Regions from separate parts of the Homo sapiens genome. Here regions 1 and 2 are each linked to region 3. The links are chromatin loops, found by intact Hi-C in ENCODE. Cell type or tissue: Calu3. All regions are shown on one strand.

Region 1 (5,000 bases), 390 kb after region 3:
CTCTCTTTTTGTTTATCCATATTATACTGTAATAGTGCTAGAACTCCTTCAAGTTGAAAGTTTACCGTGAAACATGATCCTGTTACCTCTGTAACTGGGAACTAAGTATTAATACACATGGGAAACTAGAGAGAAAGAAAAGATCTTATAAGTGGAACCATGGATGATACAACTAACATCACAGTCAAGCCTCCACATCAGACCCTTGAATACTAGTCAGGACACAGACCTATAACTGTTAATTTGTCATCTACATACGATATTAAACCAGCATTTCTTAAATCCTGTTTTCATTGATCCTGACTCTTCACCTCTGCCTGGTTCCCTGTTGCTGCAGGTTTTCTCTTGCTCCTTATCTTCCTCTTGTCTTGCTCTTGTTCTCTCTGTTTCTACTTCTCCGGCTGCTGTCAACTAGAAGATTCTTTTTATGTGCCTATAAAAATCCAATTTTAAAAGAGAGAGGATCAGACGGGCATGGTGGCTCACACCTGTAATCCCGGCATTTTGGGAGGCCGAGGAGGGTGGATCACTTGAGGTCAGGAGCTCGGAGACCAACCTGGCCAATATGGTAAAACCTCATCTTTACTACAAATACAAAAATTAGCCAGGTGTGGTGGCAGGCACCTGTAATCCCAGCTACTCAGGAGGCTGAAGCAGGAGAATTGCTTGAACCCAGGAGGTGGAGGCTGCAGTGAGCTGAGATCATGCCGCTGCACTCCAGCCTGGGCGACAGAGTGAGACTCCACCTCAAAAAAAATAAAAAAGAAAGAAAAAAGGAAATAGAGAGAATCTGTTTGGCTTCATTAACCATTATCCTGAATAGAGGGCCTCTTTTAGGCAGGTATTTCAGGCTCAGCCAGCTCATTGGCTGGCGCCATTCCTGTTCCAGTCAGCCATGGCCAGTGGATAGAAACACACACTACAGAACATGGCAGCCACGCTGAGGAAGTACCTTTCACCATGTGGTAGACACTCAGAGACTGCTCTGAAAAGGTCAGTGTTGTAATTAGTGAAAAAGGAAGGGAGGAAAGGACGAAGGGAGGGAGAGAGGGAGTGAGAAAGGGAAGGAGGAAAAAGAAATGAAGGAAGAGAGGGCCAATCTATTATATATTTTCAGAGAGTTCTCATGATTAGAAGTTTTCTCTTATATTGAGCTGAATTCTACCATTATGTAACTTCCACCTCAATTTTGTTTTGTCCTTTTGTACCTCATCCTAGTTCTGTTTTCTTCAAATGTTTGAGGACAGCTATTTACTTCCATCTCTTTCAACCACGCCCCATATGATAAAAGCTTTTAACTTCTCTTTAACTTGGCCACTCTCTTCTATGAGAGTGAGGAGTGAGGTCCAGTTTGATCATACACTCTTGAACACTCTTAAAACGTGGCTCCCCAAAATAAATACGATAGCCCAGATGTGATCTACCTACCTATAATTACAGATTACCTAAACCTTTTCACCAGCCAAGTGAGACTTCTGGTTTCTGTTGAAATGCTCTCCAGACAGGTCTCTCTCATCTGTTGTTCATACAATGGATGTATTGTAATGTGGATGCAAGAAATTTATATTTGCATCTATTAAATTTACCAACCATGTCTTCATAACAGTTATTAGTGTGCTCCCTTTTACAAGTACTTTCACAGACATTATCTCATTTAATCCTCCCAACATGTTGATTTTAGACCATAGCTGCTACTTGGTCTATATGATCACTCCTAGTTGAAGTCTTTCCTGTATTCACCATTAACACTGGAGTCTTCAGCATAATTAAAGTACTGAAGAAAAGTGAACTAAATGTCCCCTTTTGGCATTAAATAACAAACTGTGTACAGCAATGTACTAGGCAAGGCAGGATGCACAGTATTGTGGAAGAGGGTCACTGTATGAACTGAAATTATTGTTGAATAGAGAGAACACAGAATAAGAGCTAATGGGAGATGTTTCTGTGCATTGCTTAACAGCATATATGTCAATGGAACAATATTTTCTACAAAATATATGTTAAACAATCTCTTCTTTCTCTGCACTTAGAATGGTTGTCAAATGCAGTGGTGGGACTTTCCTCAGAGGTTTGTGTAGTCATGGATCAAATATAACACATGTATTTGAGAAAACTCTTGTAATTCTGCACTTTCATACTAGTCTTTTCAAGTTCTGTTCCCACATATTGATTCTTTCTCACTATGGAAATATGAAAGCTTTGTGGTTCAAGGTGGTGCTCTCTAATCATTGGGCTGCTGCCTGGTCTGCATGACTATCCTGAGAGTCACTCTGTCGGTAGCCTTGTTCATTCAATTACTATCATCTCCACCTCATTCCATTGCTTCTACTCCCTATATAAGGAGAGTAGGCTGTCTTGTTTCTTTCTTTGTCATATTTTCCCTGTCTTCGGTCATAGATGAAATGCAGGATTGTTTTTTTTTCCTTTACAATAATCTGTACTGCACACCTATAGAATACAGATACCAATCTATTATTAAAATTCATTGCCAAGTATTCAATTTTGAACAGAACTTTCTCCTGTTGACTATCTTAGTAGCTAAAAAAAAAAATTATCAGATTTAAATCCAGTAACTGGTATGATACTTATGATACATCTTCTATTTGTTTAAGCAGCATAACCTAATGTCAAGTAAAAAGAAAAGTATAGCTGGTTTTTGGGAAAATCATAAATAATTTTTAAAATTTAGTCTATAAATTTTTTAAGAAGTATATATATTCTTTTGGAAATCATTTAGAAACCCTTGTATCTCCTAATAAGTTAAGTGAGATTATGTGTGGGTCAAGACAGTCTGAAAAGGGCGTATGTGTGAATATATGTGTATCTATGATTGCATATGTGTCTCTGGGGAGGAGTGTGTCTGTGTGTGTGGAGTGTGTGTCTATGTATCTGGGTGCCTGTGGATGTGGAGAGGACAGAGCATGGGGAAAAACCATACTCCTACAAATTCGTCCCCTCCATTTGGTATCAGTTCAACATGATAAATGCAAAGATGAAAAGAATATGGAGAATGTCTTGTTAATGGTAACACCTGGTTCAGGAAGAAAACATGGAGCCAAAAGCCTTTATTCCTAATTCCTCTTTCCCGCAGCTGCCAGTTGGGTGTGTCTTGCTAATAGTTTTAGTACATTTCATGAGTGCATAACAAAGTGTAATTTTTTAAAGTAGAAAAGCAGTTGCTGGTGAGTCTACTGAAATGGTTTATTTTACAACTATTTCTACATTCAGGAACTTATATAAATATTTAATCCAACCACTACATATTTGCTTGCTTCCTCAACCACATTCCTTTACACATGGGTAGACCCTGGCTCTGCATGCCAGCCAATAAGCATAATTTATCTCATTTGTTCTGCATCACTACTCTTTACAATAGGTGTCTTGCCTCCATTGACCACTGTAGAAAGGAAACTCGATAGTTAAGGAATTTGCTCTAGGCCATTCAGCTAGGAAGTTGTTGAATCTGATACAGATTCATTAGCCTGCACAGCCCATAATTTCCCACTCCTGTAGTGCTTCTCCAGTCTCTCTTTGATCCTTTCTTTCCTATTCTCTTTACCCTTTGACTGATAAACTTGATGACTTGAACTATATGTTGATTCCTGATAACAATTTTAATATGTAGCATTTAATGGTCAATATTTTCAACAAAATGGAAGGATTATTAGTAAAACTTGGGTTCAAATTCTTCCTCCCCTGAGCCCAGAGACGAATGAGTGAATCTTCCTTCTATTTCAGAAGAAGCTCTCAAACAATCACTTAGCTAACTTGTCTGTTGCAGCTCTGCAGAAGAACAACTCCATGTCTGTATCAAGTTTGTTAATCCTGTGTTAGGCAGGACTCTGCCTGTTGTTTGGATATATTCCACCTTCAGATGCTCCATGTTGAGGCCCATGTTTTTGCATTATCTAAATAGCATTAAGAGAAGAATCACTAAGCCATCTCCAGAGTCCTATCTGAGAAGAGTTGAGAAATGGTGGTACTCTCTGGGTCACTATAGGTGTTCCTAATCTATGCTTTTATCTTGGCTTCTCTAGCAATCTGAAGAAGATCTCTAGCTTCATTCATAGCTTGGTGATGGTATTCATGAATAGGAATGCTTGTTGCATTTAAATTTAATTTAAAACCATTGTATTGTGATGCTGATAAAACACTGAACAAGATTAGTATCCTGGATAACATTGGGTTTACTATGCTTTGGTAAATGGATAATAATTGGGTTGCTTGTAGCCTTTTTTTTTTTTTTTTGAGACAGTGTCTTGCTCTGTTGCCCAGACTGAAGTGCAATGGTGTGATCTCAGCTCACTGCAACCTCTGCCTCCCAGGTTCAAGAGATTCTCCCACTTCAGCCTCCTGAGTAGCTGGGATTATAGGTATGGGCCACCACCCCTGGCTAATTTTTGTATTTTTAGTAGAGATGGAGTTACGCCATGTTGGCCAGGCTGGTCTCGAACCCCTGACCTCAGGTGATCTACCATCCTTGGCCTCCCAAAGTGCTGGAATTACAGGCGTGAGCCACCACACCCAGCTGCTTCTTGCCATTTTTCTCCACCCAGCTAAGAGGTTAGTGTTCATGAATGATCGCTTCAGCTCCTTATCTCCACTTGCAGCTTTTCATATTACCTAAGACAGCAAATTTACAGCTTGATCTAATCTCTTTGTTTGTTTGTTTGTTTTGTTTTGTTTTGTTTTGAGACAGGATCTTGCTCTGTCACCCATGCTCACTGAAACCTTTGCCTCCTGGCTCAAGCAATCCTCCCACCTCAGCCTCCCAAGTAGCTAGGACTACAAGCATGCACTACCATGCCTGGCTAACTTTTTTTTTTTTTGTATTTTTAGTAGAGATGGGGTTTCACCATGTTGCTCAGGCTGGTCTCGAACTCCTGGGCTCCAGTGATACTCCCACCTTGCCCTCCCAAAATGCTGGGATTACAGGCATGAGCCACTGCACCTGCCTTTACTACTCTTAAACCTCTTTAGAACTATCTCTGCATCCTTGA
Region 2 (5,000 bases), 98 kb before region 3:
AGACTGCTGCCCCAGGAATGTTCTCCTTAGCTGGGGTGATTGAACATTTTATCTCATGGTCCTGATGGAATAAAATAATAGGCCTTAAAATATAATTCTAGAAAGAAATTAGGGGGAAATCAAGTAACAATTCAGTGGAGTAGGAACATTCAACCCAGGGCATCACTGCTGTTTTCTTCCAAGCTTCCGATGCAAGACCACTTGTGGCCCTGCTGGGTAAGCTGGGGAGGGAATTACCAACAAGACTGCCCCTCAGACCCAGGCTGCAGATTCAAAGCACTTTATTTAGGAAGAGTTGAAGGTACTTACACACACCTATTTCCCCAAATGGCAAGAAATATGATCTTTTTTGAGTATGCATTTTGAAAGTATTTGAAATACCCTTTTTGAAAATATCCCTTTTCAAATATGATCTTCCCAAGGGCCATATGCTGATGGAAAAATGACTTGAGCGTGGAGTGAATTTGTGAGATGCCTTTGGAACTCTGTCCCCAAAATTGAAAAAATAAAAAAAGCAGAATAAACTTAGTACTTAACTCTAAAGGTCTGCTAACAGGTCATGTACATAAAGGTAGAAAAGAGATTCAGAGACAGATGAAGAAATTCAAGAGGGACAAATTCTGTTCTAAAGATAGTTCAACTGCTGTGCCAGCCTCCTTTTGTCCCTGGTCCCTCCATCTCCCCTCCCCATTCTCCACCTTTTTGCATCTGTCTTTCTGCTCAGAAAAACTGGCCTGTATGGACCCACAAAGTGTTTCCATGTCTTCATCCTCTGGGTTTGTCCAGTGAAGAAGGAATCCCAGGAGGAGATGAGAAGGAAGGGATGAATGAGGTCAAATATTGATTCCCCTGGCTCCCTGCCAGATAGGTTGCCTGGAACCTCTGTGTGCATCTACGGAAGGTCACAGGTCTTCTCAAGGTGTGGTGTCTGCATAGTCTCTTCTTTGGTAACTTCCCCTCTCTTTTTAGGCCTAGTCAGTCACAGTTCTACTAACTATTAAACTGCAGGTTACAGCACTATCTCTGTGGCTCCTCTACGCCTACAGCTTTGCAAGTATATCCTCCTGAGAGTATGCTATTTCAAGTGTGCCATCTGCTTCTCAGTGGAACCCTGATGTCTGGGTACCAGATACTCCCGTTTTCATGGAAGATGTTAGCTGCTGTAGGGTTTGAGAGATTGGAATTACCCTGGTTCAGTTCCTTTAGCCCTGAATTTCGGGAGGTAAATGCAAAGCCCTGACAATGATGACCTAATTCCCTGACTTCCTCTGGGTGTCAGAGATTTGGATGAGTTTAGAACATTGATTTTTGGACTGGGCGTGGTGGCTCATGCCTGTAATCCCAGCACTTTGGGAGGCCGAGGTGGGCGGATCACCTGAGGTCAGGAGTTTGAGACAAGCCTGGCCAACATGGCAAAACCCCGTCTCTACTAAAAATACAAAAATTGGCCAGGTGTGATGGCACGTGCCTGTAATCCCAGCTACTCAGGAGGCTGAGGCAGGAGAATCGCTTGAACCCAAGAGACGGAGGTTGCAGTGAGCCAAGATCACACTACTGCACTCCAGCCTGGGCGACAGAGTGAGACTCTGTCCCAAAACAAAGCAAAACAAACAACAACAACAAAAAACACTTATTTGATTTTTGGGAATTTGGAGCGCTAGGTCTGGGACAAGGAGTGTGATTTGTTTGTAAAGCGATGTGTTGGGCTTCAGTGTTCATTTGAATACGTCATTTAGTGATGGTTGTTTCTATATCTCTTATTAGTTAGCCTCTCCAACTTACCTAAAATAACAAAATCACAGATAATTTGTAGGCTAAAATTAGTCTTAAAAATTATTTTTGGCAGGGAGTGGTGGCTCATGCCTGTAATCCCTACATTTTGGGAGGCTGAAGCAGGTGGATCACCTGAGGTCAGGAGTTTGGGACCAGCCTGGCCAATATGATGAAACCCTGTCTCTACTAAAAATACAAAAGATTAGCTGGGCGTGGTAGCGCATGCCTGTAGTCCCAGCTAATCAGGAGGCCGAGGCAAGATAATTGCTTGAACCTGGGAGGCAGAAGTTGCAGTGAGCTGAGATGGTGCCATTGCACTCTAGCCTGGGCAACAAGAGCAAAACTCCACAGTTTTTTTTTGTCTCCCTCCAACATACCTTGAATAACAGTGCAAATTCACTGAATATAGAGTTTGGTGAGTTTATCTTTCCAAACAGAATTAGACTTTGACCTTTCGTAGTCACAATTGCAAGTGATACCTAAAGGGAAGTTGGACTGCTGCAGACAGTTGTTGAGGATGTGCACTGGTACCTGTAGGGGGCACCATTCATATATACTGTGAATTGGCATGCAACCTGCACAACCGTGTGCAGTGACCCTAGGAGGGGCCATAATCACCTCCAGCACTGATGGGCAGAACAGGGTGGAGTTTAACTGTTGCCCACACTGCCTCTGGTTATCTGCATTTTAAGCTTATGCCTTAACCTCAAGTATCTGATTCACGGTGTGAATTTTGCTTTTACTGTGGCTCTTTGTATATTGCAGCTAAATATTTCACATATGATGTCTCAATGTTTGAGGATATTCCATGGCAAATTTAATTTCTGGAGTACCAAGATGAAGAGAAGAAGCACTGGATCTAGTGCTGGATACCTGGATTCAAACCTTGGCAGAACAATGATGAAGCATTTCCGGCAGGACTCTCAGAATCTCAGGCTTCTTAACTGTAAACCAGGGTGAATAGTAGCTTTCTTATAGGTTTTGATGAATAAACAAGATTACATATTTCAAAGAACCTTACACACAATAAATGCTGAGTAAATATTGATTTATTCTTACAAAGCAAAACCTGTAAAAGTGACATTTTCAGAAAAGATTAATAGGTGAGCCTCTCAAGCACCAGTTTACAACAGATTTTTTTAATGCAACAGAAACTGTTTGGGAGGCTGGAGAGAGCTGGTTAGCTGGGCTTGAGGCTAACTGCACATGACATTCAGCTCCAGGGGCAGAGGCCTGATCCCCAGAGGGTTCAAAACCATTCTTGGCTTTTGCCCTTTTCTCTGACATCTTGAGTTTTCCTATTTATCGACAGGGCCAAGTGGCAAAGAGGTATTCTTCTTTGCCTTTGAATGTTTGCACAGCTTCCTCTTCTGATTAGAGAAATCAGATAGAGCTGGGATCTTTCACCTCTATCCTAATTGGTACATAGCACATTGTGACATCGCATCTATTGGTGTTGAACATGTAGGGGGAGGATTAGGATTTAGACCAAAGTTTTTTTTTTTTTTTTTTCAGAGTCGTACTTTGTCTGGGACTGCAAGTGCATACCAACATGGCCAGCTAATTTTTAAAATTTTTTGTAGAGATGAGGTCTCATCAGGTTGCTCGGGCAGCTTCTGGGCTCAAGCAAGCCTCCTACCTTGGCCTCCCAAAGAGCTGGGATTCCAGGTTTGAGCCACCACACCCAGCCTAGACTTTATTTTCTATGGTGATGGAATTAGGGAGTGGAAGTGAAGGATGTTATAATGTGGGCTTTAACTTGAAAAGGGATATAATCTACTCCCTCTATTAGGCGACTCCTGATTCTTGAAGCCAAATTTTTCAGTCTTCTTTTGTGATTCCAGGAGCCAAAACAACCAAGGAAGACCTGGTTCCAGTAATAATAATGATATCTTATATTTGTATAATGCTTTGTACTTTGGAAAGCAGCTCTATAATCTCATTTGACCCTCACATAAACCCAGTGAGGTGGCTTGGGAGGCATTCATTCCTTTATTTTACAGCTACAAAATCCCAGAAGATAATAAGTGTCTCGCCATGATCTCATAACATGTAAGTGATAGAGTCCAGGTCTCCTGGGTACTAGTCTAGCATTTTTTACTTTACACTGTATCATCTTGAGCATTCACATTCTTTGAAAAAATTTTTATTAATGAATTTATAATGTGTGTTCATGGTTTCAAATTTAAAAAGGTACGAAAGGATATATAGTCAAAATTAAGCCCTCTTCCTTCTTTCCTACTCTCTTAATGTATTGCCCTTTCTGGATATGACCACCATTCCCTATTTCTCATGTCTTCTTTGGTGATATTCTGGGCATTTTAAAGCATAAATGTATATTTTCCCCTTCCCTGATGGACTTAAAAAAATATAAGACAGTGGAAATACCCTAGAGAAGTGGGCTTGGAGAAGTTGGTAAGTAATCCCACTTGGGGTTTTGTGAGAAATATACCTAATCTTTGTGGCTTTGCTTTTGGGAATCTAAATGGCATATTTTAGCTTTTTTTTTTTTTTTTTTTGATGGAGTCTCACTCTGTCACTCAGGCTGGAGTGTAGTGGTGCGATCTTGGCTCATCACAACTTCCACCTCCTGGGTTCAAGCGATTCTCTTGCTTTAGCCTCCCAAGTAGCTGGGATTACAGGTGCCCACCTCCACGCCTGGCTAATTTTTGTATTTTTAGTAGAGATGAGGTTTCACCATGTTGGCCAGGCTGATCTCAAACTTCTGACCTTAGGTGATCCACCTGCCTTGGCCTCCCAAAGTATTGGGATTACAGGTGTGCACCATGGCACCCAGCCTATTTTAGCTTTTTAAATATAAAAGACAATCTCTTTGCACTTTAGATCTTAAAAGTAATGCAGGTGTTTTAAAAAAGTTCTTACTGTGGGATTTTTTTCTAATAGTAATAGATAATAGTTATTAAGTGATTTACTAAATGCCAGTTACCATTCTAAGTACCTTTTGTGTAATGTTTCATTAATTCTCACAATAAAGCTATGATAGAGGTATTATTATTATCCATTTTTTATAGCTGAGCAAACTAAGTCTCAGAAGGGTTAAGTAATTTACCCACAAGCACACATAGAGTACATGTCCAAGCTGGGATTTGAAGCAAGGCAGCTAAGCTTACCCCAAGAGCCACATTCTTAACCTTTGTATCAATGTGACAAAAATAATTCATGCAGGTTAAATTACTCCTGAGAATGACTTCAGTAAGGAAGCAGGG
Region 3 (5,000 bases):
ATACAATTTTATTTGTTTCAATAGTACCACAAAAGAAGCAAAATACCCATTTGTGGAGACCTCTGTAATTTCTAAAGTATCTTTATCTCCCAACACACTGTATGATAGGTCAGGGAGGTATTATTTATTTTTTCTGTTAAGAAAATTAGAACTCAGAAGTTGAGGAGCTTGTCCTGAGTCACCCAAAGAAAATGGCAGAGCTGCGGTCACAATTAAATTTCCTGTGTCTCAAATCCATATTGATAGCCTATTGTACTCAAGTCTGTGAAATCCCTATTTTAATAGGTCCATGGGGACATTTGAGTCATTTCCCATAAAGATCAACCTTTACCTTTGGAATCGCTCTGGCCAACTTTTGTTTCATATGCATGTGTGGCTTATCACAATGTCTTGTGTTTCTATTGCTCCTTTCTCTGAGAAAATCCAGGCACATTCCAGACACTCAAGTCTAATCAGCTCTGACAGCAGAGAAGCAGGATTGGACTACGATGGGGGTCATTTGGCACTTGCCCAGTGACTGTGGTGTAACCCATTCATTCAGGTATTCCTGGAGTAAGAATGGCCTCAGTGACCCACCACCTCTGTATGCTAGGTACTTGGTTGGTGTTCCCTTCTCCTTAAAATCATACTCATGTAACCCCTGCTGCTTATCCCTTGCTGTTATTCCTTTTTTTTTGAGACGTGCCAAACTTCTCAAAAGAGTAGTGCATGCTTGCTATTGATAATTTCTCTTCTCTTATTCTCAATGTGTCATCCTGGTATTAGCTCTGACTTTCCCTCTAAATGATGCCCATATACTTTCTCAGGTTTCTTTCTCCTTAACCTAAATCTGGCTGCACTCTTGTTCTTGAAATTTTCTTCTCCATAACTGTCCTGATCTGGTTCTCTTCTTCTTCCTAGCTCTCCAGGTACCATTTTTTCTCTCTCGTTCTCTTTTTTTTTTGTTTCTTCTGGCTCCATTTTATTGTTTCCACTCCATAACAGTGTTCTTAACCCATAGTTCTTTAGGCTCTACTAACTTTTTCCTTTTAGCATATCGTTGCTTTTGTGGCTTCATCTCTGACATAAATTTTGAATGACTCCCAATCCACAGCTCAAACTATGTTCTCTTTTCTCAGCTTCAGCCTCAAATTTGCAGATGTCTACCCGACAGCTCCACTTTGATGCCCAGTTGCCACCTCAAACTTATGTCTAAATGGATTTCTCCTGGTCCCTCTCAGACTTCTTCATTTCTGTTGGTGGCATCATTCTTCCACTTACTCAAGGTCATTGTTTATAATTATTTTTTCATCCTTTTTCTTTTCCCAAATACAACACTGACTTTTCCCCTCTCGCATTACATTTCATCCTTCTATTCCTAATGCCATCATTATAGTCTGGACCATGCCTATTGCAATGAGTTAAGTGTCTTCGATTTCTACGGACTATAACACCACCCTACATGTTGTGCCACCCAAGTAGTTACCTTTTGTCCTCATTTGATATAATTTATGTCTACACTTTGGGCTGTGGCTTCTCTGCCATATTCTGTTCTATGCACTTCTTCCAACTTAAAGATGAGAGATTTATAGTATAACTCAAATAAAATCAAGCTTGTTCTCCCATGGAAACCATAGACTCCCATAAATTTTAATGGGATCTTAGCTCTCTGATGTTCTTTCCTATTTGGAGTAGAACATGTGGCAAGGAAAACAAAATCATTTCTTAGTCTTATCTTTCTGTAATGTGGTTTCTCTGGGCTGGTTCCTCTGAAAGAACTGGCTTCTACAGTGAGGTCTGATGAATGCTATGTCCTGGGCTGTGGTCACTTTGTATTTGACATGAATGTATGCACTTCTCAGCCTCCCAGGCACGGTTTACAACATTCTTTATTGTTTTTCCCATCTGGAGAGAGATAAGGTATAATACTTCTTATTGATTTTGGAAGCATTTCTATAATGCAAACAACACCTATCTGAGAAACCTTGTACTAATCACAGAAAAATGTGATCATGTGGGTCGAGGAGTGCAAGAATTTCCATAGCTGTAGGTCTGTGGGAGTATTTCCTTCTTATGATTCAGACCTTGGTTCAAAACAGTTCTCTCAATGGAAAAGGTACAGCACAAAAGCAGGATATTGGAATTATTTCTGCATTCATTCTGGTTGTACCTTAAAGTTGGAAAAACCCTTCCTTGCTCCATTTCCCTGTTGGTGAATTATGCCCTAGATTTCCTTGTTCACTGAGGAACTTACTGAAACTTCTAGCCCAATAGCCTTAAGGGGACTCTGAAGCGAGGGAGTTCACATGGCACCGCCAGGCACACTGATTGCTAGTGACAGAACCTAGACAGAACCCTCTATATCCTGCCTTTGGGTCTAGTGATCTCCTCATCGTGGAGTGGAGAGATTTTAGTGAAACACAGTGGACCCATCTTCAAATTTGAGAGGTCTAGGGAAAGAGTTCAAATGGAAGCCTATGTACCCTATGTCTAAATATTGAAATTTGTAAGTCAGGCTGAAAGATGTTAAATAAACTATAAACATATCTTAGTAATAAACTGGAAAGTCTGATTAAAATTGTGACTTCTCAAAATCTCTATGGAGTACTACAATGGTGTAGTGTGGGAGAATGCATCTCCGACCTGACCCATTCATTTCCCTTCTTGGAATCAACTCCAATCAATACCTGAATGGGCCTTGTGTGCCCACATTCCAGTTCTATCCACTCCTCCTCCAAACAGCTGCCTCTTGGGGTTAAGTGGCATACACCAGCTGTGCAGTTTATTCTTAAGAGGTCACATCTGGGAGGAAGCCCACATAAGACCTGGAAGCAGGCTTGGGATGTTTGGGCAAGAAACTCCAGAGTCTTCAGGACCCAGAGAGTGGTATCAAAGGGGGATGTGATTCACCTTGGCTGTGCAGGCTCCTTGACTGATATAAACTGGTCATAGGCACAGTTGGGTATCTAAGGCAGGACCCCTCTTACCTGGGTCTTAGGACAGCACTGAAATATATCAAAGGTACATTGAGAATACTGTTCCTTTGTAGCTTTGATACATTTGTAGAACACTATTGTTAGGTCTTTCCACTCTGACTTCCCATCATCTTTCAGGGCTGGCTCTCACCTGCTGTAGAAAACACACAAACCCCACTGATGAGCCTCCAATGTAGGTGGAACGAGTCCAACCAATCTATTTCCTCTATGTTACCGACCTGAAATGACTCCCTCCTGTATTTCCTTGTGTTAAATTTTGCCCTCATCTCACTGCTAGAAGTCCAGGTAGCCCCTAGTACAAATTCACCCTTTGGAAAAGCTGTGATTTAGTGCCAGGTCTAGGAGATGCTGTGTAGCAGGTGGATGGGGAGCCTTAGGCCTCCTTTCGATTCTCCCTCTTGACTCCCAAAAGTTTCTTCTTCTCAATTGTCAGATGCCTATTCTCTCATGTCTCATCTGCCACCTTTACCCCCCACCACCCTTATGCATTCTGTACTTTGAAAATACCTCATCTCCCCCAGTCTTTTTTGTGCCATTTTCTTAAGCCATCAAAAGTCTCTTCCCTTCAGAGAAGCTGTGTGAAGTGTATAAATTTTTTTTTGCTACATTAATCCATTAGAAAAACTTGTAAGGTAAGAAAGTTCATCTTGAAGCCACCAGGCTGTCTTTTCCCACCCTTGTGTTGTCCCCATTGTGCTGTTTCCATTTTCTCTTTTCTATCAAATCAAAACCAGCTCTCAGGAAAGAATACTCATAGGTAATTTGTGGTATCTTGGAAGTGGCATAAATGACTTGGTCTTCCAAAAGAAATGTTGCTGGTGGGGGCTGGGGGGAGCAAGTATTCTGGGTCACTTGAAAAGGCCGTAGAAGTCATAATATGTTGGGTGCCTGAATGCTCAGCCTCTGTATCTGCCATTCAAAGGGCCCTGCAAAGCAAGGCCTGTTATAATCCAGGTGTGTGTCTATATGCACCGAGGGTCACATTGTAGAAAAAAAGTGCAAAGACAACAATTTATTCCTAGTTTTTGCAAATCAGGATTGTCTTCTCCTTAGGGCAGGAAAATGAACTGGAGGAAGGAGAATAAACACAATGCTGAAGAGCCTGTTTATGGGGGTTCAAGCATTTCTGTTTCCTTCCTTGCTTTGCACCTCCTCACTCTCTTAACACTCAGATTTCTGGAATGGACCCAGGATGCAAATGTAGCTATAGGATTTGGATGCAATTCCTCTATGTTCTCTGCCATACCTCCTTTCAAAATGAGTCAAGAAGAGAGAAAACATAAAGATCATCTTCTCTTTTTAATATAAACAATCTGTGGCTGCAGGAAAAGGGGTTGAAACACGAGGGATAGATATTACTCAGGGTGACAGTCGGCCTTCTGCAGAATGACCTTTACTGACTGTTTATCCTGACTGTTGGAGAGGAAGGCCAGGAAATGCTTTCAAAACGTGGACACATCAGTAACCAGGATATATATATGTTCAGTGACTGTTCCTCTTCTACCAACTGAAATGATACGCAGTTTTATTTCTATTTTTACAAAATAATTGAAGCGAGTTCGTTGCTTTCTCCAGGGAAGTAACTGAGACATAATTTCAAGTATTAATACAACAGAAGTCTTAAAGGTATACGTGGCACATGATGCTTGAACTTTTACAAAATACTTTTCCTTAGAGGAAACTTTGGAGGCTGAATGATGTTATGGATAGAGTTCAAGTTTTGAAGTTAGATCTGTTTTAAATCTGTTTCCCTGTATGAAGAATGGTGTTGCTTATTCTCTTCGATCCCATTTCTTTCTGTATAAATGTAGTAACAACATTTAAATCTTTCTTGATTGCTACAAGGGTCAAATGAGAAAATCTATGTGAAGTGTCTGGCGGGGAGTTGATGCTCAATGAAATTTAGTTTCCTTCTATGGCCAGAGACTGCTTGTTGCCTAACCAATATCCATATCCCCTTTTCATTTAGTACAGACCCTGATTTCATTCTGATGGCTGTATGCTCAGTAATGAGGCCATATGTCC

Evidence for each region. A loop is a pair of places that touch in the nucleus more often than their neighbours do. Peaks named below come from ENCODE experiments on the same cell type or tissue, not always from the same donor. Only the 100,000 strongest peaks of a DNase experiment are listed, where the experiment ranks them.
Region 1: it touches region 3 in a loop (3-fold over the local background); 2 of 110 quality-filtered maps call a loop at or near these places.
Region 2: a loop joins it to region 3, with 6 times the contacts of the local background. A loop is called at or near these places in 8 of 110 quality-filtered maps.

The regions. Positions count from the first base shown.
Region 1 is chr5:57,821,966-57,826,965 of GRCh38, forward strand. No RefSeq gene overlaps it. Among named protein-coding and RNA genes, the nearest start is that of LINC02225, 75 kb to the right of the region's middle. In Calu3, no CTCF peak of the experiment used is centred here; DNase peaks (open chromatin) are centred at 2,256 and 3,346.
Region 2 is chr5:57,335,970-57,340,969 of GRCh38, forward strand. No RefSeq gene overlaps it. Among named protein-coding and RNA genes, the nearest start is that of RMEL3, 57 kb to the right of the region's middle. In Calu3, a CTCF peak has its summit at 2,320 (motif pointing right); a DNase peak (open chromatin) is centred at 2,342.
Region 3 is chr5:57,434,014-57,439,013 of GRCh38, forward strand. All of the region lies in intron 1 of RMEL3 (enriched in melanoma 3), which reads left to right. Among named protein-coding and RNA genes, the nearest start is that of RMEL3, 41 kb to the left of the region's middle. In Calu3, no CTCF peak of the experiment used is centred here; DNase peaks (open chromatin) are centred at 498, 1,988 and 2,268.